5 separate regions of the Homo sapiens genome follow, and all the other regions are linked to region 5. A link is a loop called in an ENCODE intact Hi-C map of the cell type or tissue named here. Cell type or tissue: A673. All regions are shown on one strand.

Region 1 (5,000 bases), 980 kb after region 5:
ACTACTCTTTACTATTTTTTACAGAAAGTTCTACCTCAAAGATATCAATTACATTGACTTCTCGACTCTTTTCATCCATTCAACTGTCTATACTCTTGAGTAATTTTTTTCTGTGTTAAGAAATAAAAAGTTTTGTAATGTTGAATTGGGATGACCTTAAATATATAATTTTCAGAAAACTGATACATTTAAGCCATTGAGTTTTTCCACTCAAGAAATGGCAAATTTTACCACATATTTATCTTTAATATGCACATATATTGTAAGTGGGAAATATTTTTCATTATTATTTTTAATTTGTTATTGCTCGTTAAAAGAAAGCTTAATTTTATTTATTTCCATTTCATCTGGCATCTGGTTCCCTCACTGAACTTCTCTGATTATTTCTAGTATATCATCAGTTATTTTTCAAGGTTTTCTAAGTAAACAGTTTCTCAATCTCATATAATGATATTTTACCAAATGTTTATCTTTATGTCAAGAATTTATGCATCTCCATCATCATCACCATCATTATCATTTCCTTTTTTATGACTGCATTACACTGTCAGAACATCCAGAATTATATTTAAGGTTTGTGGTGATGTCAGGCATGCTGACCTTATTCCTGTCTGTAAGGAAATACACATATTGTTTCACAATTACTGTCAGTCAAGGAAACACAGGGCAAACTCAAAGGAAGTAACTTATTGCAGATGAGTTAAGGCAATCTGTATTCCTACCTCCTCATCTACCATCCCACTCTCTACTCCACTATACTCAAACCACTCTTGCAAACGTCACCAAGAGAAAATCCAGTGGACACTTTTAAGTCTTTTCACTAATGGAACTTACTGCAGTATTTTACACCATTGGCCCTTTCTATCATTTGTAAATACCCTCCTACATGTGTTTCCCCAACATCCTCCTCTCCTATTTCCTTCTATTTTTCTCTGTCCTTCTAATGGCTCCTACTCCATTCACTCTTCAGAGGAAAGATTTCTTTTTTCTTCAGGAGATACTCTCAGGGTTTTCTTATCCACTGACAGGTTTCTGGAATTGATTCCATATAGTGATATTTTTGACCTCTGAACATGTTCAAGGGCACTACAGGTTGAAATAAAGTCTGCAGCCTGTGATGCATTTTCAAACCTGGCTTGTTAGCTCTTGCCCACAGCTTTCGCAATGAAATGCCTTAGAAAGTTTGACACTGGAGCTCGAGATTGTCAATTTTATGTGGATCCAACCAATTGTCTCCACTGCAAATTTCAGGATCCCATTCTTAGCCCTAAATTTCACGAGAAACTTGGCAAGCCTGAGAATTTAACTGTCATTGTAATTCAGCAACCCACATAATTAAATTTTGTGTTTGATTTTCAGCAACATCAGCCCTCTGAGTACAATAAGTAATAGCTCCTTTTAGGACTGTCATAGAAGGTCTTTGATTCGTGAACTATAACTGGAGCTGGGATTTAACATTTCTGAGCTTGTCATTTTCTCTTTGTTAGCACTCAAGTGAACTCCAAATAATCTATTCCATACCACAGTCATTTTAGTCATCATTACTGTCATAATAATCAAGTTTAGCAGCCACTTGGGCTCCTAAGGCACAAGTTTCAGTTAGCATTTTATCACAATCAACCACAAGTGATAGCTTGATTAATTTTGAGGCCACCACACCAACATCAATTTTCCCATTGGCAAGGAGATCAGCACAGCTCTCAAACCCAAAGGTATGACCAAACTAAAATCCTATTTTTGACAGAGAGTCTATCTCCTGGGATCACTACTGGTACCAATTGCATATCAATCTGAATCTGAGACAAACCATATTATAATCTGAACAGGGAGTGTTTAATATAAAGAATATTCACTATAATCATTAACTATAGCATAAAAAATTATCAACAATAATATAATTATATTATTGGCATCATGAAAGACCGGCTAGTAGGAAGAAAAGATGACTCTAAAGAATATAGAAATAGCAGATATAATGAGTAATCACTATGTCAGGGTTAAGATAGAGCACCCCAGGAAGACACCCCTCCCCTAGGGTTGAAATCCAGACCTTGTTGGAGAGACCACAGCCATGGTTCACTGAATAACAGAGACGTGTCTGGAATACTACACTCACAGAACTTTTTGGAAATCTTCCCTCTATGGTGAGGAGGTAAGTTGCCCATGGAGAGGTATTTCTCTTTTTTTTTTTTTTTTTGAGACGGAGTCTTGCTCTTGGTGCCCAGGCTGGAGTGCAGTGGCACGATCTCGGCTCACTGCAACCTCTGCCTCCTGGGTTCAAGCGATTCTCCTGCCTCAACCTCCCGAGTACCTGGGATTACAGGGATGTGCCACCATGCCCGGCTAATTTTTTGTATTTTTAGTAGAGACGAGGTTTCACCATGTTGGCCAGGATGGTCTCAATCTCCTGACCTCGTGATTCCCCCGCCTCGGCCTCCCAAAGTGCTGGGATTACAGGCGTGAGCCACCGCTCCCGGCGTGGAGAGGTATTTCATCAGAAACACTTTGCTACAAAAAGGCTTTCGGGAGGATGCCAGGGGAAGCTACTTACTGCTGGATACGGCTGGCACTGTACACTGCAAGAGCTAGGTACTGGAGAAACTGCCTGTGCTGCAGGAGCCTAATGTCGGAGAAAGCTAAGCATGCTTCAGGAACCCGCTGAGTCAGCGGAACAAGGAAGTACAACCCTTTCCTCCTGCAGTGTATCTTTGGCGCCCTCTATTGAGAATGATTCAATTTCAGTTGGCAAAGGAAAAATATTTAAAGAGCCCAGATTCAATTTCAGAGAGCATCCTGAAATTTTGCATTTGGAGCTGAGAGTCAATAAATTGATAACCAGCAGAAAAATATGTAACATAGAAAGAAAAACGAAAATATTTTCTTCCAGTGTTTCTTGTCTTTAAACATTGTTTTTTGCAGTGCTTTTTACGTTTAAACTTTTTTTAAAAGTTTTAAATTTGCAGACTGTCAGTTATGGGCTTTTTCTTGATGATTTATGGAAAGTTTCAATCTTTAAAAAGGATTTCCCCTACCTGAATTTTTTTTTTTTTTTTGAGACGGAATATCGCTCTTGTTGCCCAGGCTGGAGTGCAATGGCACTATCTCTGCTCGCTGCAACCTCTGCCTCCCGGGTTCAACCGATTCTCATGCCTCAGCCTCCCGAGTAGCAGGGATTACAAGCATGCGCCACCACGCCCGGATAATTTTGTATTTTTAGTAGAGACGGGCTTTCTCCATGTTGGTCAGGCTGGTCTCGAACTCCTGACCTCAGGTGATCCTCCCACCTCGGCCTCCCAAAGTGCTGGGATTACAGGTGTGAGCCACTGTGCCCGGCCTACCTAAAGATTTTAAAGCTATTCACCAAAATTCCTTCCTATGTATTTAAACTTAATTATAGAGATAATTGTTACATTGCCTATGTGTTAGATTTAATCCCTACGAGCTAAATTCCTGGACTTTCAATTTCCTCATCTGTAATAAGGGGAAGATAATAATACTTAATGGAGTTGCTTTGAGCATCAAAAACATTTATTGGAGTGACTGGCATATAGTATGGGCTTACTATAGCATTGATTAATAATGTTTTCTAGTAATAATTAACATTATAATAAACATTAGCAGGCCCGTGCCATGGCTTACACCTGTAATCCCAGCACTTTGGGAGCCCGAGGTGGGCAGATTGCTTGAGCCCAGGAGTTCAAGACCAGCCTGGTCAACATAGCGAAACCCCATCTCTACAAAAAATTAGCTGGGCATGGTGATGCGCACTTGTGGTCCCAGCTACTCTTGAGGCTGAGGTGGGAGGATTGCTGGAGCCCGGGAGGCAGGGGTTGCAGTGAACCGAAATCAGTCCTCTGCACTACAGCCTGGGTGACAGAGTAAGACCCTGTCTCAAAACAAAACAAAACAAACATTACTATTGAGTGCATAATATACATACTAGATTTTGCATCTTATATTTTTCACTCTATTTTATTATAAAAACATTTCCAGAATGTTTATTATGTCACATTTTGTTGCTTCAAAATTAATTTTTTACAAATATTACATTGTAAAGGTTAGGTAATACATTTATATTAATTAAATCTGATAAAAAGATAGCTAAGGCAATTTTATTTATTACACAGAAATATTTTGTAGTAATTTTTCACAATATAATTTTGCTGTTTTTAACATATCTTAAATCCATATAATAATATGTTACCTATAAATTATATACAATTCATGCCCCATCTTGTACAATCACAATGCTTAAATAACTTTTTTTAGTACACATTTGAACATGACCTATGCTCTGATGTAATTTTTATATTTTGTTTTGAAATATTTTATTAGCTATAACAGAAAATCTTGTATTAGATTACCCAGTGTATTGGGTTTTTGAGTATGTCAACTTGGCTTTGCTAAAGTCCTCAGCTATTGAAACACTAGTCTAGGTATTGTCATGAAAGTATTTTGTAGATGTGATTTAAGTCTATAATCTTTTGATTTCTTTTTTTGGCAGGGTCTCACTATGTTGCCCAGGCTGGTCTTGAACTCCTGGCCTCAAGTGATCCTCCCACCTCGGCCTCCTCAGCAGCTGGGATTACAGGTGTTTGCCACTGCACCAGGCTCATAATCAATAGATTTTAAGTAAAGTAAAGTACCCGAGATAATCAGGGTAAGGCTAAATCAATCGGTTACTAGGCATTAAAATCAGAGCTGAGGCTTCCCTACACAAGAATAAATTCTGTGTATAGCAGTAGTTCTTATTGTAGCATTCTAGCCTGCCCTTCCTGATGGCCAGCACTATAAATTTCAGACTTGCCTAAACAACCTCCACAATCATGTAAGCCAATTCCTGGCAATAAATTTTTAAATATATATCTCCTTTTGATCCTGTTCAAACCTTGAGTGTTATGCTCAGCAAAAGATAGAGTATTTTACTTCTTTAAAATTTTTTCCTTCTCAAAAGAAAGGTCAGCGGTGATCTGGCAAATAGAGACGTTGGCACTTACGGT
Region 2 (5,000 bases), 180 kb after region 5:
TTGGGTGTGGTGGTGGTGTGCAGCTGTAGTCCCAGCTTCTTGGGAGGCTGAAGTGGGAGGACTGCTTGAGCCCGAGAGTTCAAGGTTGCAGTGAGCAATGATTGCACCACTGCACTCCAGCGAGGACGACAGAGCAAGACCATGTCTCTAAAAACAAACAAACAAGTAATATAAAGAACAAATTAGTAGAATCTATTCCAGTCACTTACTGCTCCATAGCTTGGTGTTGTGGATCAATAACCATTTTATTATGCTCATGGATTCAGTATGTTTGGAATTCAGACAGAGCAGAGTGGAGATGGGTTATCTCTTCTCCATTACATCTGAGTTCTCAACTGGTAAAATTTGAATGACTTTGAGATTATGAGAACAGCCGTCAGTGATGACGCCTAGAATTTGGCCAGATAATCTGGAATGGGGAAAACTTGCTCTGTTGAGGAATAGATTGGGGAAGAGAATGGGAATCCATGGTTCAATTCTGACTGTGTTTATCACTACAGCTTGCATAGTTATTATATTCATTTAGGGGTACAAACCCCAATTTATAAACTTTCCATTAATCCTAGAGGTTACTTTTCACCGGTTTCATACATCCAGTATTCCTCTGGGAGTCATTTTGGGTTACCCTCTCAGAGTTTTTTGAAATCTCTCTGGGCCTTAGTAATGATCCTTGACTTATTAACTAAAATGCCCCATCTAGCCTAGCCCCCATTTAAAGGAATACACACACACACACACACACACACACACACACACACACACACACACACAAACATAATAATCTCTCTCTCTTTCACTTACGGATTTGGCTGACTTCTAAGATATTCAACTAAGGAAGCCCCTCTCTCTAACTCCATTGATGTGTCTTCATTTCTCTCTTCTTTCTCTTTCCCACTGCTCCTGTTTAGATGGTATATATGTATGTATGTGCTCATAAGAAGAGAAAATTCTGGAAGGGTGGATTTTTTGACTCTTCATAATTTATTTTCTGAATGTTTTCGAAGGTTATACATTACTCTTACATTCAGAAAAATACAGCTATTTGCCCTTTGGAAAAACTAAATTTTGATGCTAGGTTTTACACTGTTGTAAGCAACCAGACTGTCTCATCTACTACTATATGGGGTTTTAAATTCATAGCACATTGCCAGATGGGAATTTGACAACACATATTTAAAGTCATAAACATGAAATACATTTGACACTACAATACCTCTTCTAGGCATTAATTCTAAAGAAATACTCATATATACTGCCAAAGTTATATGTTCAAAGGTGATTATTATAGTGTCATTTATTTTTAAAAGTCTGAAATGACCTCATTTTCCAACAAGGCACTGAATGTCCATAAAATAAATGTATGCAGCTTTCATATGACGTTTATGAAGCACTTTTATTGCCATGGGAAAATAGCTGTAATATCATAGCTCTTTGTCTAATATCATACCAATAAAAACATAATTACAGTATACACTAAACAATATTTACATTTACTTATCTATCTACCTACCTACTTATGTATCTATCCATTTATTGTAATTTTCTGAGGTAGTTGTAACAAATCACCACAAACTTTGTGGCTTACAACAATAGAAATGTATTCTCTCAACCCTGAAGGCCAGAAGTACAAATTCAGTATCACTCAGCCAAAATCAAAGTATTAGGCAGGCCTGCACTTCTTCTGGAGGCTCTAGGACAGAACCTGTTCCTTGCTGCTGCCAGCTTCTGATGGCTGCAGGCCTTCCTTGGCTCATTGTTATATCACCACAATCCTCACTTCCACCTTCGTTATCACTTTCTCCTCTGTGCATTTGTATCAAATCTCTCTCTGCCTCTTTTTTATAACGACACATGTTATTGCACTTAAGGCTCTCCCAGAAAATACAGAATAATCTCCCCACCTCAAAATCTTTGTCTTAATGACTTCTGCAAAGTCTTCTTTGCCATATAAAGTAGCATTAACAAGTTCCATTTATTAGGATGTAAATAGCTTTTGAGGGGTCATTATTCAACTAACCACACTACATATCTATCTACCTATTTATTTTTATACCTATATAGCTTTTTACATATATCCAAATCTCATTCACTATAGAGCCATGGTTCTCAACCAAGGACATTTTGCACACACCTTCCAGACATTTGGAAATGCCTAGAGACATTTTTGGTTGTCCTAATTGGTGAGAGTGGAAGTGCTACTGCCATCTAGTGTGTAGAGGTCAGGGATGTGGCAAAACTCTCTTAATTCCAGTAACAGACTTCTACCACACAAAATTATCTGTCTGATGAATAATGCTCACAATGTCAAGGTTGATAAACTGCTATAGAGAAGATGGACAATCCAGAAAAGTTTATAACATAATTTAGATCACAAGCAACCCTGCCAGTGATTGAACACTATGATTAAACATTTAATATGGCATCAGGGTGAAGTCACAGAAGATGGCAGAGTAAAGAACTCCAAAATCCATCCCTCCACAAGCAAAGAGTAAGCTCGCAAAAACTGTCAGAATCAAGTGTTTTTGAACTCTGGAATTTAATGATAAACTTACAGCAACCAGGTAGTGTTTAATGAATAAACAGACTCTTAATTCTGATAAGAGATCTTTGTGGCATTATATTCACCTGCCTACCATTCCCCATTCCCTAGCTAGGCAGTGGTTATGTGTATGGCAGATTGCATTCTTGGTTCATCTTGCTAGTGCCAGAGGGTAAAGGGTGAGTTTTGTTTTTAAATAATTGTGTTGTGTATTTTGGCCTATCTTGTGTTCTCTGAGAGAAGGAAAAGCTCAAGGGCTTGTGTTTGTTTTACCCGCTTCCAAACTCTCAGGGCTGGAGTAGCCTCCCAGGCAACATTTGCCAAAAACATTTAAAGACAGATACTATCTCCAAGTATCTGAGTGAGCAGATGGTGGAAGGGGGTTGCAGTATACTGTAGATAGGTCACTTGTCCATCCTGGAAGACATAAGAGAACCTCAGGCCCAAGGAGACAGAGACATCCTAGATTGGGCTGCATGTGACTGGGTCTATTTTGCTAATATGACTGGCACCCTGGTGTCTCTGTGCTAGAATTACAGTCTTGGGTTCATGCAGATAAAGAGTTTTCCAGGCCATATTTCTTGCTGTGACTGGGTCCCCTTAAACTTGTTCCTCTCTTGTCACCTCCCACCCCACCTTTCCCTGTGTATGCAGGCAAGGAGAGTCTGGCACATAGGAACAAAATGTCCTATTGGATTAGGCTGCATGTTGTGACTTGATCCCTTTCTCAGTTCTGCTCATGGGGAGGAGAATTTCAGCCCTGCAGGGACAAAAAGGTTTCTCATGTGCTGCTGATTGCTGTGACTAAGTCCCGTTTTCATATTTATTAGGTTAGTCTCAGTCTTCCTAGATGAGGATATGTAGAGATGCCAGCAACAGCAAGCCGATGAGAGGCCACATTAGAAGGTGCACTGATTGAGGGTGCAGCCAGCTTCAAGTGGACATGTTGGAGTAGGCATATAGCTAGACATGAACAAGTTAGGGGAGCTCCTGAAAAAAGGAGATTTGGAAAAGCTCACACCCCAAAAACCACCCAAAACAAGCATGCTAGACATGAGCAGCGAGGAGGGCGAATACCTACACAGGAAGGAATGCCCCTTATTAAGCCCACTAATTGCTCACTCTGCAGTTAATCTGTCAGAATGCTGATAAGGGGAAAGAAGGCACAGGAGAAATTCCTAAGAGATATGCAGAAACAATACGTATAGATTTGACCACTATACAATCTTCCTGGGATGGTAGTAATGAGCAGTGCAGCCATTAGGTAGAATTCCTATCCAGCACCCGGCCCACGCATGTGCACCAACTAATCAATAGTAAGAAAGCATTCCAGAAGGCTGGGATGGGAACTAGGCAGGGAAAAGGCAGGGACTTAAGGCAGAAGTGGAAAAACTAGACAAACAAAAAAGGCAGAAACTTAAGACAGAGGTGGGAACTTCAAGAAAAAATCTGACATTATAAAAACCCAATGTAGAACTCTCTGGCTGCTGCTGGCCCATTCTCTTTCAGCAGCCTGCTCTGCCTTATCTTTCCGAGTGTTCTGTCCCTTTAAATAAACTCTCTGCTCTCTATTTTCCTTCAATAAATTTCCTTTTTCTGGATAAATTGCCTCTTAGCAGTATTCTTTCTCTCAAGTACGACTAAGAACTGGGGATTCTTGCACTTCCCAGTAACATAGTATTATGTCTTTGGCACCATTTGCTTTGCGCTGGGAAAGCCAGAGCTCATGCCATGCAAAGGCCGTTTTGATGTGTTTCTCTTGAGGGTAATTTGTCAAACACTGTGTAAGGTCTAGATTTGGGGGGGAAATAAAATGAAAGAAAATAAGGGTAGTTTGGGTGAAAGGACAGCTAGGAGGAACAGAAGGAGTTGGCCTTGAAACAAATCTGGGAGCTTCAAGGTACATCCAAATGTATAGGATTCCCTCAAATCCTGCTATGGCAGAAGATCTACAGAGTTTTTCTTGCTGAGCAGCATTTTGGATGATTTGGTGTGCCATGCCCTAGAGCACTGCATATTCTCTGACATCTCCTAGATAAATTAAAGTCAGATAAGAGAGTGGTAGGGTCTGGGGTCAAAATAATCAAAATAATCTACCAATCATGAAAGACTCAAGGCATGCCAGAACCAATGACAGAAGCTTTACATAAATGCATATATCCCAGTCTCACATGACAGGGTTTATCAATCCTATTTCACTGCTAAAGATTCTAAAGCTCAGTGGGGTTGGCAATATTCCCAAGTTCACAAGGCTAGAATGTGGCAGGGTTGGGACTACTAGACCCCTGATCAGAATTTGCTTAGAGTTCACTCTGTTTCACTTCTCCCAGTCGGAGGCAGACATTTTGTCTTTTAATTAAGTTCTCTTCTTACTACTTTAAAATATCTCTTAGGTGATAAAAAGAATGACATTGTGGCTAAAGAACTAAAAAATGGGTGTCGAAAATCAGAATCAAACACA
Region 3 (5,000 bases), 1.5 Mb after region 5:
TGCTGTACCATTATGCATTACAACCAGCAAAAGAGTTACAGTTCCTCTTGTTTCACTTTGTTGCCACTAGTTGATGTTGTCAGTGTTTAAGATTTTAGTTCTTTTAATAAACGTATAGTGATAGCATTGTCATTTTAATTTGCAATTCCCTAATGAAGTATGTTGTTGAACATCTTTCATATGCTTAATTGTCATATATATATCTTCTGTAGTGTGGTGTCTTCTTAGAACCCAATTTTAGTAGGGTTGATTGTTTTCTTATTGTTGAGTTTTAAGAGTTATTTATATGTTTTAAGTACAAGTTCTGTATCAAATTTATGTATGGCACATATTTTCTTTCAGTCTGTGTCTTATTATTTCATCCTCTTGACGGGGTCTTTTGCATAACATATTTTTAATTTTAATGAAGTCCAACTAATAATGTGTTTATTAATAGATCATGCGATTAGTGTATGTAAAAACTCAATTCTGAGGTTCCGGTTCAAGATGGCTGAATAGAACCAGATAGTGGGAGCCTCCCACACAGACAGAATTCAAAATAGTGAGTAAATATTAACACTTGAGTAGATCACCTAAGAGGGCACACTGGAATCCATTAAAGAAGTGATAGGAATCATAGAAAGCAGAGAGGAGCAAAGCTGTACAGCCAGCTGAGCTGGGACTGGCATGGAGCCAAGAGAAGATTCCTGATACAGAGAAGTGGTGAGTGAGAGACCCCTGGGGTTCCACAATTCTGCCATGGACTTGTACAATCCTAGCCATGGGAGATCCCCCTCTACTCCTCCCAGGCCTTTAGTCTAATACAGGGTGCTGCCTGGAGACAGTGCATAGGTACTGCTCAAGCCTACCTAGAATTCCGCAGGCTTTGGAATGCTGAGAAGCCTGGTGCCGGCTGCTGCAGCTGGATCAGGGAGGGAGCAGACAGGCCAGACACTTTTGCATGCCCCAAAGACAGATACAACAGCTGCAGTAGAGAGGAGTGGGTGGGCCATGCACTGCAATGACTGCCTGCCTCAGGTGCTCCTTGAAAAATAGGCCTCCCTTCTTCAGCACGGTTCTGCAGTGCAGCTGCCCTGCCCCTGTATGTACATATTGGCTGCAGCCCGATATTCTACTGAAAGCCAGGACCTCTGAAGCCAGTGACCCACCCTTTGGCTCCTATAGCAGTTGCCATCACCACCACCCACCACCACTGCAGCCACTCCTGTCACCCCTGAACCTGGGTTGGGGGAGGAGCAGAAAGGCTGGGCAATTTTGTGTGTCCCCAGCAGCAAAATTTACTGCTGCTCCTGTGGGAGGAAAATTCAAGTGGACCATGCATCCCACAGCTGTCAGCCTCCATTGCTCTAGCTGAGGGGGCCTGATTCCTCCAGTGAAAAGTTAACAGCAAAGCCAGCCTGTTCCCACCTGACCATTTCAGCTGCTGCCCAGAGTCCTTCTGACAGCCCAACCCCCACAGGCCTGTGATCTGCCCTGGGGCTCCCACTATTCTGCCACTGCCTGAGCGTTCTGCCTGCTCCTGCCTGAAAGTTCTGATGGTGACCCATGGATCAGCCCACTCCTTTCAGCCAGCATGTGAATTCTGGGGATCCAAGAACAAGTGTACTGGCCCATTCCTGGTTTAGTCCCCTTAGGACTTGTACATCTTGTACATCCCATCCAGAGGCCTGAGGATGGAAGGTTTGCCTAGCCTAGTCCACCACCGCCAGCATCTGACTACTCCCTGTGGGGCCTGAACTCAGGCCAACCCAACCAGCCAACACACTCAACATCTGACACTCACCTGAATGTGAAACCACTTTTGCAAACATAACTTAGGAAATTATGACAGTGAAAGAAATGAGACCTAACCCACTCCGTCTTGCTTCTAACGTTTAAGCTGTCCTTGTTCATTCCTGGGCATAGAACTAATTTTAAGAAGGAATTCAGTTAATGGTTTGACTCTGAAACAAAATTGATAATAGCCCTTTCCCTAAAAGACCCCCTTCTTGCCTGGGGACCAGTCTACCTTTGCAGGACTAACAAATTAGCCACAAGATTAGAAATTACAGTTTAGGGGTCATGCAGCCTCTGGCTCCAAAAGTCTGAACTTCCCCAGATTGCTCCTGGGGATAACATCACTATTGTAAAACCTAAGATCAGTGCTTGAGATATTTTGCAGACCCTGCACTGGACTGGATCACCTGTCCAGTGGACCACCCAGATTGTAATCTGACTCAACCAGTTCTGCCATTCCACCTAGGAATAGAAAACAGCAAGAAAACCTCACTTCAACCCCCTATGATTCCATCTTCAACCTGACCAACCAGCACTCCACACTTCCCAAGCTCCTACCCGCCAAATTATCTTTAAAAACTCTGATCTCCGAATGCTCCGGGAGACTGATTTGAGTAATAATAAAACTCTGGTCTCCCGCACAGCCAGCTCTGCGTGAATTACTCTTTCTCTATTGCAATTCCCCTGTCTTGATAAATCAGTTCTGTCTAGGCAGCAGACAAGGTGAACCCATTGAGCGGTTACAAATGTGCCAAAAGGTGGATTCCCTCCCCATCCGTACACAAAGCAGCAGCATTACCACATTAGAGAACAAGCAAGCCACAGAGCTATTTGTACTGGTCTGAGTGATGAGGTTCCACCCTAAAATCACTCCTGTGGAGAATCATCAGACAAGCGTCTTCCCTGGCTCTCAGCAGCACTGTGGCCTGGAGATAACAGTGTGCATCTGAACTGAGAGTTACAAGCCCTGGGGCAGGAGTATGATGGAGAAATAGATCAGATTCCTGCCTGTTTAGGAAGTGGAGCTGGTGCAAGCACCTTATTCCCCACAGAAACCTCAGGGCATGTCATCAGGAACTCCCCTAGCCACTCCTATCAGTGTTGGTGTCCATCCTTATCATTGGGGGTATTTGTGAGCAAGCCATGCAGTACAGCTCTTCAAAGCTGTGTCCTCTCCATTTGCTGAACAAGAAGTTCAGGGGATCGGATTTTCCACTGTCCAGCTCATCACTTGAAACAACACAAATGACCATACACTAAACAAAGATCAAGTACCTACCCATCTGCTTTTGCTACAGCTGGCTTTTAGCCATAAGTGCCACCTACTGGCCTGTAGGTCAAACTGCACAGCCCTATAGAAATCTTCACAAGAAAAAATGCCCAGGGATATAAAAGCAAAGCCAAAAGACCCTACATAACATATTCTACAATCACATCCTCAAGGCAGGAAAATCCCATCTAAATGAAAGGAAATTCAAAAATAAGAAGTGACAGCTTCTACAGATGAGGAAGAACAAGCACAAGAACTCCAGCATTACGAAGAAAGAATGTTGTGATACCACCGACGGACCACATTAGCTCTTTAACGATGGATCCTAAACAAAATGAAAACTTTGAAATGATTGAAAAAGAATTCAAAATATATATTTTAAAGACACTCAATGAGATCTAAGAGAAAGTTGAAAACCAACACAAGAAACAAAAAAATTTGGAGAAGAAAAAGGAGATTATTTATTAAAAACCAAAACTACTAGAAATGAATAATTCACAGAAGAAATTTCAAAACACAGTTGGAAGCTTTAACAAGACACTAGACCAAACAGAAGAAAAATTTCACAGATTTAAGACTGGTCTTTGGAATTAACTAAATCAGATAAAAGAATTAAAAAAATTAACAAAGATTTCAAGAAATATGGGATTATGTAAAGTGACCAAAACTTAGACATGTGGACATTCCTGAGGAAGAAGAAGAAAAAGCAAGAAGTTTGGAAAGCATATTTGAGACAATAATTTAAGAAAATTTCTCCAATCTTGCTAGGGATGTGGATATCCAGTTACAATAAATCCAGAAAGCACCTAGAAGATACTATACAAGATGAACATTACCAAGACATGTAATCATCAAACTCTCCAAGGTCAACATGAAAGAACAAATCTTAAAAGCAACTAGAGAGAAGCATCAAATCACGTATAAAGGAAATCCCATCACTTTAACAAGAGACACCTCAGTAGAAATTTTACAAGCCAGAAGACATTAGAGGCCAATTTTTAGGCTTTAAAGAAAAAAAATGCTGGCCAAGTATTTCATATCTTGTCATACTAAGTTTCATAAATGTAGAAATAAAGTCTTTTCAGACAAGCAAACACTATGGGAATTCATCACCACTACATCAAACCTGTAAGAAACGCTCAAAGGAGTTCTAAGCATGGAAATGAAAGACACCACTCCCCAACATAAAAGTAAACATGTAAGTAGAAAACTCACAGATCCTATAAAGCAATTACACAATTGAGAGCCCAGGGCAACTAGCTAACGACACTATGACAGGAACAAAACCTCAGATACCAACATTAACATTGAACGTTGATGGCCTAAATGCTCCACTTAAAATATAAGACTGGCAAGTTGGATAAAAAAACAAGATCTTACCATCTCTTGCCTATAAGAGACCTACATAATAGCTAAAGATATCTACAGACTCAAAGTAAAGGAGTAGGAAAAGATATATCACACAAATGGAAAATGAAAGCAAGCAGCAGTAGCCATTCTTGTATCAGATAAAATAGACTTTAACAACAGTAAAAGAAAAGGAAAGGCATTATATAATGATAATTGGTTCAATACAACAAGATGATTTACCTGTCTTGTCCTAAATATATATGCACCCAACACTGGAGCACCCAGATTCATAAAACAAATACCACTAAATCAAAGAAAAGAGATTGATACCAATATAATAACAGTGGGAGAATTCAACACCCTACTGACAATACTAACAGGTCGTTGAGGCAGAAAGCCAATGAAGAAATTCTGGACATAAGCTGGGCTCCAACCCAAATTGACCCAATAGATATTTACAGAACATTCTACCCAACAACTGCAGAATATTCACTTTTCTTATCTGCACATAAAACATTCTCCAAAATTGAGCATATGCTTGGCCATAAAGCAAATCTCAGTAACTTCAAAAAATCAAAATTATATTAAGTATTTTCTCAGATCA
Region 4 (5,000 bases), 2.0 Mb after region 5:
TGCAGAGAGAGGTCCTGGAAAAGTGGGTTGCCAGACCTGGGGTGAAATGCAGAGGGTTTTATAGATGAGCTGGTGGGGAGGTGCTGCCTGGTCTACATAGGGCACGAAAAACTGATTGGACCAGTTGTGCCATTTGCATAGGGAGTGAATCTCTGGCTGCCCCCTGCTAATTTTTTGTTAGGCAGGCAGGATCTCTGCCTGAGCTGCTCCATGTTGCTCATTTCTTTATTACTGTACACGTGGTAACAAAAAAAGGGAAGATGGAACCTCCATGTTGGACATGCCTGGCCCCCAGGTAGCCCTTTTCTATTGGCGCAACTGCTAGCACTCCCCCATGCAATCTTGCAGCTTCCTTATCTGTATTTGCAGCTTGATTTTTCAGGCTGCTCATTGTTACAAAAGAAATGATTTTGGGGGTTGCTTTTTGCTAGAAAAGAAATTCTGCCAAGGACTCTTGCCCTACTATCTGCCAGAATAATTTCTTTCTATCTCCTGTATTATTTATTCCCCAGTGGTGATTCTAGCCCTGCTCAGTTTCTTCTGCCACCCTGAAAAAAAGTGTTCTTGCTTTTTGCAACATACACTTCAGAACAAACGTTCACTTCCTCAACTCCTGTTTGAAGTGTCCCACTGTTCTTCACGGTTTAGTCTTTCTTGTTGCTACAGTTAACTCAACTTTGTTGACTATAGGTATTCCTGGCAGTCCCCCATTGAAGAGCATCAAGATAAACACAAAACTTGGCACTTTCATCATTAACACAACTACTCATGGGGCCAAAGCTTGGAAGGCACAAGTAAAACCAGAAGGAAGCTGATGGATTGATAGATAGAAGGACCAGAGAGATAGCACGCACAACGATGGTGGAGAACTGGTTTAGTGTGTAAGATACTGTAGACAAGGAACATAGGAGAAGACAGACTTCAAAATGGTGATGACAATTTGTACTGAGTCCCTACTATTTATTGTGCAAAACACAGCTTCTTAATTTCAGTAAGCTCTAGTACTCTAATTAAAGACTAATTTTTATTATGAAGATGGAGCTTAAAGAAAGCTCTTTTTTTCTCAATGTGAATAATCATTTGCACATCAATTCACATTCACAGAATATTTTCAAAACACAAGAGTGCTGCAGTGTTCCCTCCCTTTCTCCAATGATATGATAGAGAAAAAAAAGGAGACTATTTCCTACTCTAAGAGGGGAGCTGAAAGAACACTGTCTCTCCTCTCTTGCAGGGTAATGTAACTCAAATTAAATGAAAATTCATTTATTTTGTCATTCGGAGACCACGTCAATCACCAACTTGGTCAATGGAGAAAAATTATCACTAAATATTTAATCTTGTTTAAACTTAGTCCAATAATATTGAGAAGCATCTTTCAGAGATGCAGATTATCAGGATAAAATATTTGGACTCCCAGAAAGCCTCCACTTGCCCCTGCTTCTCACCTTAATGTGGTCTTGTGTTATATTGAGAGAGGGATTTTAAAGATCACCTTGACATGAAAAGGGACCAAAGTCCTCCAAAGTGATGCCCTCTATTTTCCTGGTCTCTCACAACATTCCTTGTAAACATGGACGCAGTTAACCTTGCTAGTAGTCATGGCTGAAGCCTGTTATTGGTTCAGTTAGTGATCTGGTCCCTTTTAGTTTGGTTCGTATGATTGGTCCTCAACTCAGTCTCCACTGGCTCCAGGTTGCTGATTGCAATTGATCCCCTATCACATCTATTAGCTTGTCAGCTACAGGGTTCCTTTTGACAGGCCAGCCAGATCCTGACTGAATACCCGTGACATATATGAATTGGGGTTTCTTCAGGAAAGGAAATTTCAGGGCTTCCATCTGTCAGATCCCATCAAAGTGCCAAGTTCCTAGAATCTCATTCAAGGTTGGTAGGAGAGGGGGCAGCCCAAGAAGTAAACCTTTTCTAGATCTCTCAAGTAGCCTCCTTCTCAGACTTTAATGTTATCCTTATTTATCAGAGATAGCTCCTTCCTATACTCTGCAGCCACAAGCAGGGAAATTGGTGACTGCTTCTTTCGTTCTCTCCCTCCTTTTCTTCTTTCTTCTAGTCATTTTCTAGACAGAAATAGGCAGTATTTCTCTATACCCTCCCTATGCGCTATTTGCCTTGTGCCATTGGGAAGTAAGCTTAAGAGACTAAAGTCCTATATGGGTGGGATAAGGAATATTTATAAACTGGATTCACTAGGCTGACACTTCATAGCCTATGATATGGATAATACTTATTAAAGACAATTCTGGACCTGCAAGTCTGCCACCTTGTGGCACAGTCTAATTTAAAATATTATTAACTATTGCCTAGGTCTTCTGTAACCAATTATAATTACTTCTCAGGTAGATGGATACCTAGGAAAAACTAAGTCAATTATAGTTTACAGGGAAAGTAAGAAAGAAACAAACTAATCTGTTAGTTCAGGGAGAACTGATTGATAATGTAATTGAAGTTGTGTTAATGGTGTCAATTCATGACAGCAAAACAGCAACCAGGAAGAGCACTAGGGTTTATGACATTGTGTGTCTTGACACATTATTTCGGATCTGAGTGTTTGGGGTGGTGGTAGAGGTCCTCTAATTATTTTTCTTTTGCTAGAGGGACATTTGATTACTAACACAGAGAGACAGCACCATATAAAATTATACATTCTACACAATTTACTTTCTCTTTCAAGTTCAATATACACAACAAATGGTGAAATATTTATTTATTAAAAATTTGTAGTCTGCAGCCCTCTCAGTAAATGATTCTATTTTTTTCAATCTACAATATGATTCACGTGCTCTATAACTGTTCTAACTATTCTAGAACTATGAGGGTAATGCTAGGCATAAGATGGAAACATCTCCCTAATCAGAAGAGGGAAGTGAAGATTTTAATGTCTATTTAAAATCAGTTAAGGTCTATAATAAAAATGCTAACATAACACAAAATATATTATTAAATATATTTACACACTAAATATCCCCTAGTGTTGTACAAATACTAAATCTTAACCAAAACTGGATTACATTGTATGATACTTAAATTCTGCTTTTCCTACTTCATGAATTATTTCAAAGGCAATTTTCACCAGCATGTGACTGTAAAGTGCTGATATATATATATATATATATATATATTTTTTTTTTTTTTTTTTTTTTTTTTGAGACGGAGTCTCGCTCTGTCACTCAGGCTGGAGTGGAGTGGCCCAGTCTCAGCTCACTGCCAGCTCCGCCTCCCGGGTTCACGCCATTCTCCTGCCTCAGCCTCCCACGTAGCTGGGACTACAGGTGCCCGCCACGACGCCTGGCTCATTTTTTGTATTTTTAGTAGAGACAGGGTTTCACTGTGTTATCCAGGATGGTCTCAATCTCCTGACCTCGTGATCCGCCCGCCTCGGCCTCCCAAAGTGCTGGGATTACAGGCGTGAGCCACCGCTCCAGGCAAGTGCTGATATTTTTAACCCTCTGTAAATACATTCAAAGTTTAAACACAGTAGAGAAGTTTCTCATCTGTTGGAAATCTCACATAGCTATACTGAGGAAAAGAAGTTGAGTTGTCTTTCAAATTGGACATACTAATTTAACTAAATATATTATATACCATACCATACGATGTCAACGGATTTTAAAATTGGTAGTTTGAAGGTTAAAAGTCACTCACTTCACATAAAATATTAAATTGTGGAGTAACAAATAGGATAATGATTTAATACCAGTTCAGTGATCAAGTTACATTCATTTAGAAATGACTGATTTTATACATATATGCCACAGGGTAGTACTGATTTAGCAAAATGTGCTTCATTTCCATTAAACAAATTTACATCACATGCATACAAACAACCTGCAAAATCTTCACTATATTCTATCATAGATATCCACTGCAAAACACTGTAAATATTATCATCTTAATAATTCTCATTGCTTCTCTAACTGTAGAAATATTTTGAGTTTTGCCTTGACTGCGGGCAAGATTTTAATATGGAATGTTTTCAAGGCTTCACATTCCAAAGGACATGAAATGCTATTTTAGGCGATAATTTCTAAGAACCTTGGTCCTATACAGGCAGGACTCATAAAAGCCAATCCTTTGATTCTCTCCAGTGATCTCATGTGCCTACAGTAAAAACGACTTTAAAAAAAATTTACAACTCTATCATGAATATATTGCCCTTTTGATTTGACCCTACCCGACCAGACAGATCACCAGCTGAATGGAATCTAAAATAGTTTATGAGGTACTACAGTTGACTGATACATAAAGGCAAAATACATGAAGAATATATTTTACTTTGTTGAGTAAACTAAGGGTACTAGGATGACTACAATTGTCCAGAAGCTGTAATCAATGTACCTGTTATATTCAGAGGAGCATTAAAATTTTAGATTATCATTAGCAACAAAGAGTGAAAGCTAATATTAATCTCAGCATAGCACCTTGTTCCCTTAAGCATAAAGAAATAGAATTTGGCAATGCTGCATAGTTTTGGGGACGTAATACAGTGACAAAAAGATATAGAGTTCCAGGTCATTGTGGTGAATGCTTTGTGGTGATGTTAATGGTGGTGATAGTGATAGGCTTAGTGGGGTGCATGCCACTGAGGGGCAGGGCCATAGAGAGGGAAACGAAGCCATCTGAAACAAGTAATAATCAACATCAAAGAGCAAGATATATGAAATGTTTTGAAAGCATGCCCACAAATTCTTTGAAGCCTTCTTTAAAAGCTGAAGCCGAATTCCCCTCATTTTGAACTTAGGCTGGCCTTGGTTACTAGCTTCTAAATAGTAAAATGTGGCTAGAATGATGCTGCACCACTTCTGAGGCTAGGTTTGAAAAGGCATAGTTTCCCTCTGGCTCACTCTCTCTCAGGATATTCACCCTTGGAACCAAGGCCACATGAGAAGACCCCCTTGTAGGTGTTCCAGTCAATACCCTTTTTTGAGATCTCAGTTTACAGCTAGAATTACCTGCCAGCCATGTAAGATCAGACATTCTCA
Region 5 (5,000 bases):
GGGCTAACAATAGAATCATCTACGTGTGGCCTTTCTATGTAGCTAGGTCTTCCTTACACCATGGCATCTTTGTTCCAAAGGCAAATGTCCTGAGAGAGCCAGTCAGAAGCAGTATTACTTTTTCTAATCTAACCTCAGAAGTTGCACAATGTCACTTCAGCTGCAATCTTTTTATTAGACTTTGGTCACTAAGGCCAGTCTATATTTAAAAAGTAGTGGGGTGGGAAATTTTTCCCATCTCTTGATAGGAAACTTGTCAAAGAATTTTCAAATATGTTTTAAAACCGTACACTCATCTTGCTTCTGTGATATTGAGACTTAATAGTTCCAGTTTTGGATGGCTACTTTTCCTCTGCTAGGCTTCCCAAATTGCTTATTAGTCTTTTTACCTGCATCAAGATACATTATTCTAAGCCTATGTTCCTCATAAAAACTTCACCACACAGCATACAATATAATGACCAGTAACTCTATATCTGTTGTCATTGTGCTTTGCCTTAGGAAAGTTTTCTCCTAAGACAATATTGCTGGATTCTGTCTCAACATTGTGTTTCAAGGGGATAACATGCAATATCCAGATTAATAAGAGTTTTCCCTCCTAGTCAGTTATGGTAAAACTTTGGTATGGCTAAAAGCTTCTCTGGATCTGTTGCTTTCTGATGTCATTTCAGGTTTCTGGAATGGTTAAAGGTTTCTCTTGATCTGTAGGTTTCTAGAATCAATTCAGGTTTTTGCAAGTTTGCCATTTCACTGCTTTTAGTTCTAGAGGGGCTACTCTTGACTGATACTCAAAGGCAAGAAGACACACCACTGAGGACCAGGTACTGCTATGCTGAGTGAACTAAGTTGATTTCAGATTTTATTTAAATGTAAATCTGTCTGGCTGCATAGATTTTGCTCAATAGACCAATTTATTCATGGCATGATTCCAAGAATCAAAAGTTTGAGTGCCACTGTAGGCGTATGAGATTACTGGAGAGTCAACAGATTGACTTGCATAACTACTGTACCGTATGACCATGCTTCCGAGAAATTGCTGCCTAAAACAGTACTCCTTGCCTTTTGATATTTGAATCCTTGAAAACATTCAACAATACAAACTTGCCATTATTTAAGGCAAGATTCAAAATATTTCTACAGTTAGAGGGGTCATGAGAATTACAGAAATAATAATACTTAATAGAATTTTTGTTAAATACATACTTAGTATTAGTGAATATTTTACAGGCTGTTTCTGTGCATGTGTATGTAAATAAGTTGAATGAAGTGAAGCACATTTGCTAAATCAATACTATTCTATGGTTTGTATATATAAACAATTCATTTGCAATTGAATGTAACTTGATCATTCAACTGGTATTAAGTGATTTTTCTATTGTTAACCTATAAGTTAATGTTTTATTTGAAGCAAGATTGATTTTTGATCATCGAATGGCAAGTTTCAAATTGGGTTGGAATCCTACAGTATGGAATTTAATTTATTTTAATTAAATTAATATGTCCTGTTTGAAAATATTCAAATTATTTTGTTTTGCACAGCTATATATAATTTCAAACAGAGGAGGGACTTCCCCCTGTGCTAAACTTTAGAACGTATTTAAGGAGGATAAAAATACAAGCACTTTATAGTCACATGCTTGTGAAAATTGCCTTTGAAATAATTAATGAAGTGGGAAAAATGAGATTTTAATAATGTGGAATATAAATCAGTTTCTGGTAAGATTTGGTATTTGTACAACATTAGGGAATATTTAGTGTGCAAATATGTTTGATAGTATACTTCGTGTTATGTTAGCATTTCTATTAAAGACCCTAGAGCATTTTAAATAGACATTAAGATTTTCAGTTCTCTTCTCTGATTATGGAAATGCTCACATCTTATATCTGGCATTTTTTTCTCACAGTTTTAGGATAGATACAATACAGAATTAGAGGGCAAGTGAATCAGACTGCACAATGGAAAAATGGAGATGACTATAGGTTGGGAATTCTTAATAAATTCAAAAATGTACCTATAAAATATATCATCTCTATCTATTTTGTCCTTTCATCCTAAAGGATAAGGTTTCCTGTGGCTGAGAGCCTTTGTATAGTACTTTCCCTCTCAGAGTTATCAATCAAATATCTATCTTGTGGTAGAACAAATCAGAGAACCTCATTCTGAACCCAAACACTCAGACCCATATAACATATCAGGGTAATCAATGTCAGAAATACTAGTATTCTTCCTGGTTGCTGTTTCACTGTCACAAATTGACACTGTTATCCAAATGTGTTTATCAATCACTTCTCACTGAACTAACAGATTAGTCTCTTTTTTCCTTCGTCTGTAAACTACAATTGACTTAATTTTCCCTGGGCATTCATCTGTCTGAGAAGTGATTGTAACTGGTTATGGAAGACCTAAGTGATAGTCATTAATATTCTAAATTGGATTATGCCACTAGATGGCAGCCTTGCAAAGCTAGTATTGTCTTTCAAAGTATTTTCCAAACTGTAGACTATGAAGTGTTGGCCCGGTGAAGCGAATATATTATTCCTTACCCTATCCATGTAGGACTTTAGGTTTGTACTTCCCAATGGTACAAGGAAAATAGAGCATAGAGGAAGAATAGGGAAATACTGCCTGTATCTGGCTAGGAAATGTTTGAAAGGAGGAAAAAAGAAGTGAGAGAGGAAAAGAAGAAAGCAATCACCAATTTTCTCACTTGTTGCTGCAAGGTATAGGAAGGAGATACTTATGATAAGGAATGATTACATTAAAGTATAGAAGGAGGAGGAGATTGCTTTTACTTTCCATTGAGAGAGCCAAGAAAAGGTCACTCTTGGGATGCTGTTTTCATACCAACCTTGAGCAATGACTTTAGGAACTTGGCCTTATAATGGATGTGACAGAGGTAAGCCCTGAAGTTTTATTTTCCTGAAGCAACCTCAATTTCCATGTGGCACAGGCATGAGCTGGGATCTGGCTGGCCTGACAAGGGACTCAGTGTAGCTGGTGAACCAGAAATAATGATGGTGGATCAAAAAGTCTGGGAGGCGGAGGTTGCAGTGAGCCAAGATCATGCTACTGCACTCCAGCCTGAGTGACAGAGCCAGACACAGTCTCAGAACAAACAAACAAACAAACAAACAAAAAACAGGTCTGTATTGGTACCAGCAAGCCACACCAGGATCATGAACTGCCAGCTGTATGGACTGCTGGGCAATTGGAGATGGTTGGCAGGTAAGCAGAAATACAATACTTTCTTGCCAAAATTTCACATTTTGTTTATTCATTAAGCAATCTCACGATTGATGTAAGTCTTTTATTATACTTCAGAGCTCCCAAATTTTTGCATTTTTTCCAGCTTACAGGTACCTCAGTGAAGGGACTGCTTTTTTTGAGCCCTTACTTTGCCATTTTTTCTTCAACTTTTATACATTCAGATTTACTTTCCTGAAATACTTTAATGAGAATGCCTCTTGTTTGCTGGAACAACAATCAATTACTCACAAATTGTGCCCATCTTCTTTTAGCTGACAGTCATATCTTAAGAGTTGTAAAAGAGAATTTCTTCCTGCTACTCTGGTGAAAGAACCTGGTAATCCAGCTAGACTCAAATACTCATCATTCTATGATGACATGTTGTTCTTACTGTATTAATTTCTGTTTCCATGTTGTTTACCTTGTCTAGAATTCAATCCTTACCATTCCTTTGTTAATATTTGGCCATCCTGAATGCTGATTGGCCTCCTCCACCTTGTTGGCTTGCCTGCTCAACCCAGTTCTTCTTAAGATATAACTTGATTTCTGCCATTTTGTGAGTCCTACTACATACTGTCATATAGAGTCAATTCCCTTTGTTTCTTTCTGATCGTATTCTTGGAGGAGACTGATTTTGACAGTAAAAAGGAGCTAAAGTCTTAATTGCTTTACATCCCAGCTTACACTCATAATACCCTGACTAAAAATTTAGTCTTCCATTTTCTCATCTAAATTTGTCATTAATATTACATTCATCCAAGTGGCTTAATATTTTGAATATGTGGTTCTCTCATTAAGTGAAGAATTGGGATGTATATTACATGTTTTTTATAGGACTAAAACAAATCACTGAGTCACTCATTTAGAATCTTCTCTCAAAACCTTTTTAATATTGGAAGATAATACAAGAGAGTTGGAAATCTTTGGTTGTAGAATGGATCTTACATCCCTCAATATTTGCATGGTGCTAAGGGTAAAGAAATTCAAAAGGTCTTCTTGATTGTCAGTTATCATTAGTTATCAATCCACCTTTTAAACTCAAAATTGTCTCTCTGACACAACCCCAAGAGCTTATGTAGCTATAATTTTTAAAAAGCAGTGGGTTTTCAAATAACAAAGTTATATATTAACCAATAAAGATTATTAGTAAGTTAATTCTAGAAAACGTGCCACTTAACTACAAATACCTGTCAAGTAGTGATCTTCTTTGATATTATTGAAATTTCACAGTACAGTCCCAGTCCAAAGCATATGAGTTCCAATGCAGTATTGGGTACTTATCATAAACAATTGTTGCTAATTCTGCTGGCTGTGGCCCTGCTACTTTAATAATATTTCTCCATTGAACCATAATAAATAACTGTGATCTCTGTGCTTCTCGTATTGTGCTCCATTATGTTCCATAACCAAAACAAATAAACCTACATACACTTTTAAATATCTTATGGTGGATTTTATTTAGAATTCTATACCAAAATGCTATTACTTTTATTATTTCTCATAAATATGCTCACATGCTCAAATTGGCCATTTCTCATAAAACCACTTTTGGGTTTTGAATGATTTTAGTTTCACCCAAAATGTTGTTAAGCATCTGACATAGGCTTATTAAAAACATTGTGGGTTTCTATTATTGAAGTTGCTAAAGAAAAAGGTATATTGCCAACAAGTCAGGCTATACAATGAAAACTATTTATTGGAGAATTTGAGTCACCTATGCATGCAGAAAACTGATAATTCTCAGTAGTTCAAG

What was found. Hi-C counts contacts between places; a loop is a spot of excess contacts. Peaks named below come from ENCODE experiments on the same cell type or tissue, not always from the same donor. Only the 100,000 strongest peaks of a DNase experiment are listed, where the experiment ranks them.
Region 1: a loop joins it to region 5, with 7 times the contacts of the local background. A loop is called at or near these places in 24 of 110 quality-filtered maps.
Region 2: a loop joins it to region 5, with 4 times the contacts of the local background. A loop is called at or near these places in 5 of 110 quality-filtered maps.
Region 3: it touches region 5 in a loop (14-fold over the local background); 8 of 110 quality-filtered maps call a loop at or near these places.
Region 4: a loop joins it to region 5, with 3 times the contacts of the local background. A loop is called at or near these places in 5 of 110 quality-filtered maps.

What each region holds. Positions count from the first base shown.
Region 1 is chrX:35,888,567-35,893,566 of GRCh38, reverse strand. No RefSeq gene overlaps it. Among named protein-coding and RNA genes, the nearest start is that of CFAP47, 29 kb to the left of the region's middle. In A673, a CTCF peak has its summit at 2,719 (motif pointing left); a DNase peak (open chromatin) is centred at 2,686; H3K4me3 peaks cover 364 bases; H3K27ac peaks cover 1,997 bases.
Region 2 is chrX:36,681,460-36,686,459 of GRCh38, reverse strand. No RefSeq gene overlaps it. Among named protein-coding and RNA genes, the nearest start is that of FAM47C, 320 kb to the left of the region's middle. In A673, a CTCF peak has its summit at 2,207 (motif pointing left); no DNase peak of the experiment used is centred here.
Region 3 is chrX:35,379,099-35,384,098 of GRCh38, reverse strand. No RefSeq gene overlaps it. Among named protein-coding and RNA genes, the nearest start is that of MAGEB16, 420 kb to the left of the region's middle. In A673, a CTCF peak has its summit at 3,121 (motif pointing left); a DNase peak (open chromatin) is centred at 3,088.
Region 4 is chrX:34,891,232-34,896,231 of GRCh38, reverse strand. No RefSeq gene overlaps it. Among named protein-coding and RNA genes, the nearest start is that of FAM47B, 49 kb to the left of the region's middle. In A673, a CTCF peak has its summit at 2,277 (motif pointing left); no DNase peak of the experiment used is centred here.
Region 5 is chrX:36,864,788-36,869,787 of GRCh38, reverse strand. No RefSeq gene overlaps it. Among named protein-coding and RNA genes, the nearest start is that of FAM47C, 140 kb to the left of the region's middle. In A673, CTCF peaks have their summits at 2,247 and 2,447 (motif pointing right); DNase peaks (open chromatin) are centred at 937 and 2,477; H3K27ac peaks cover 1,399 bases.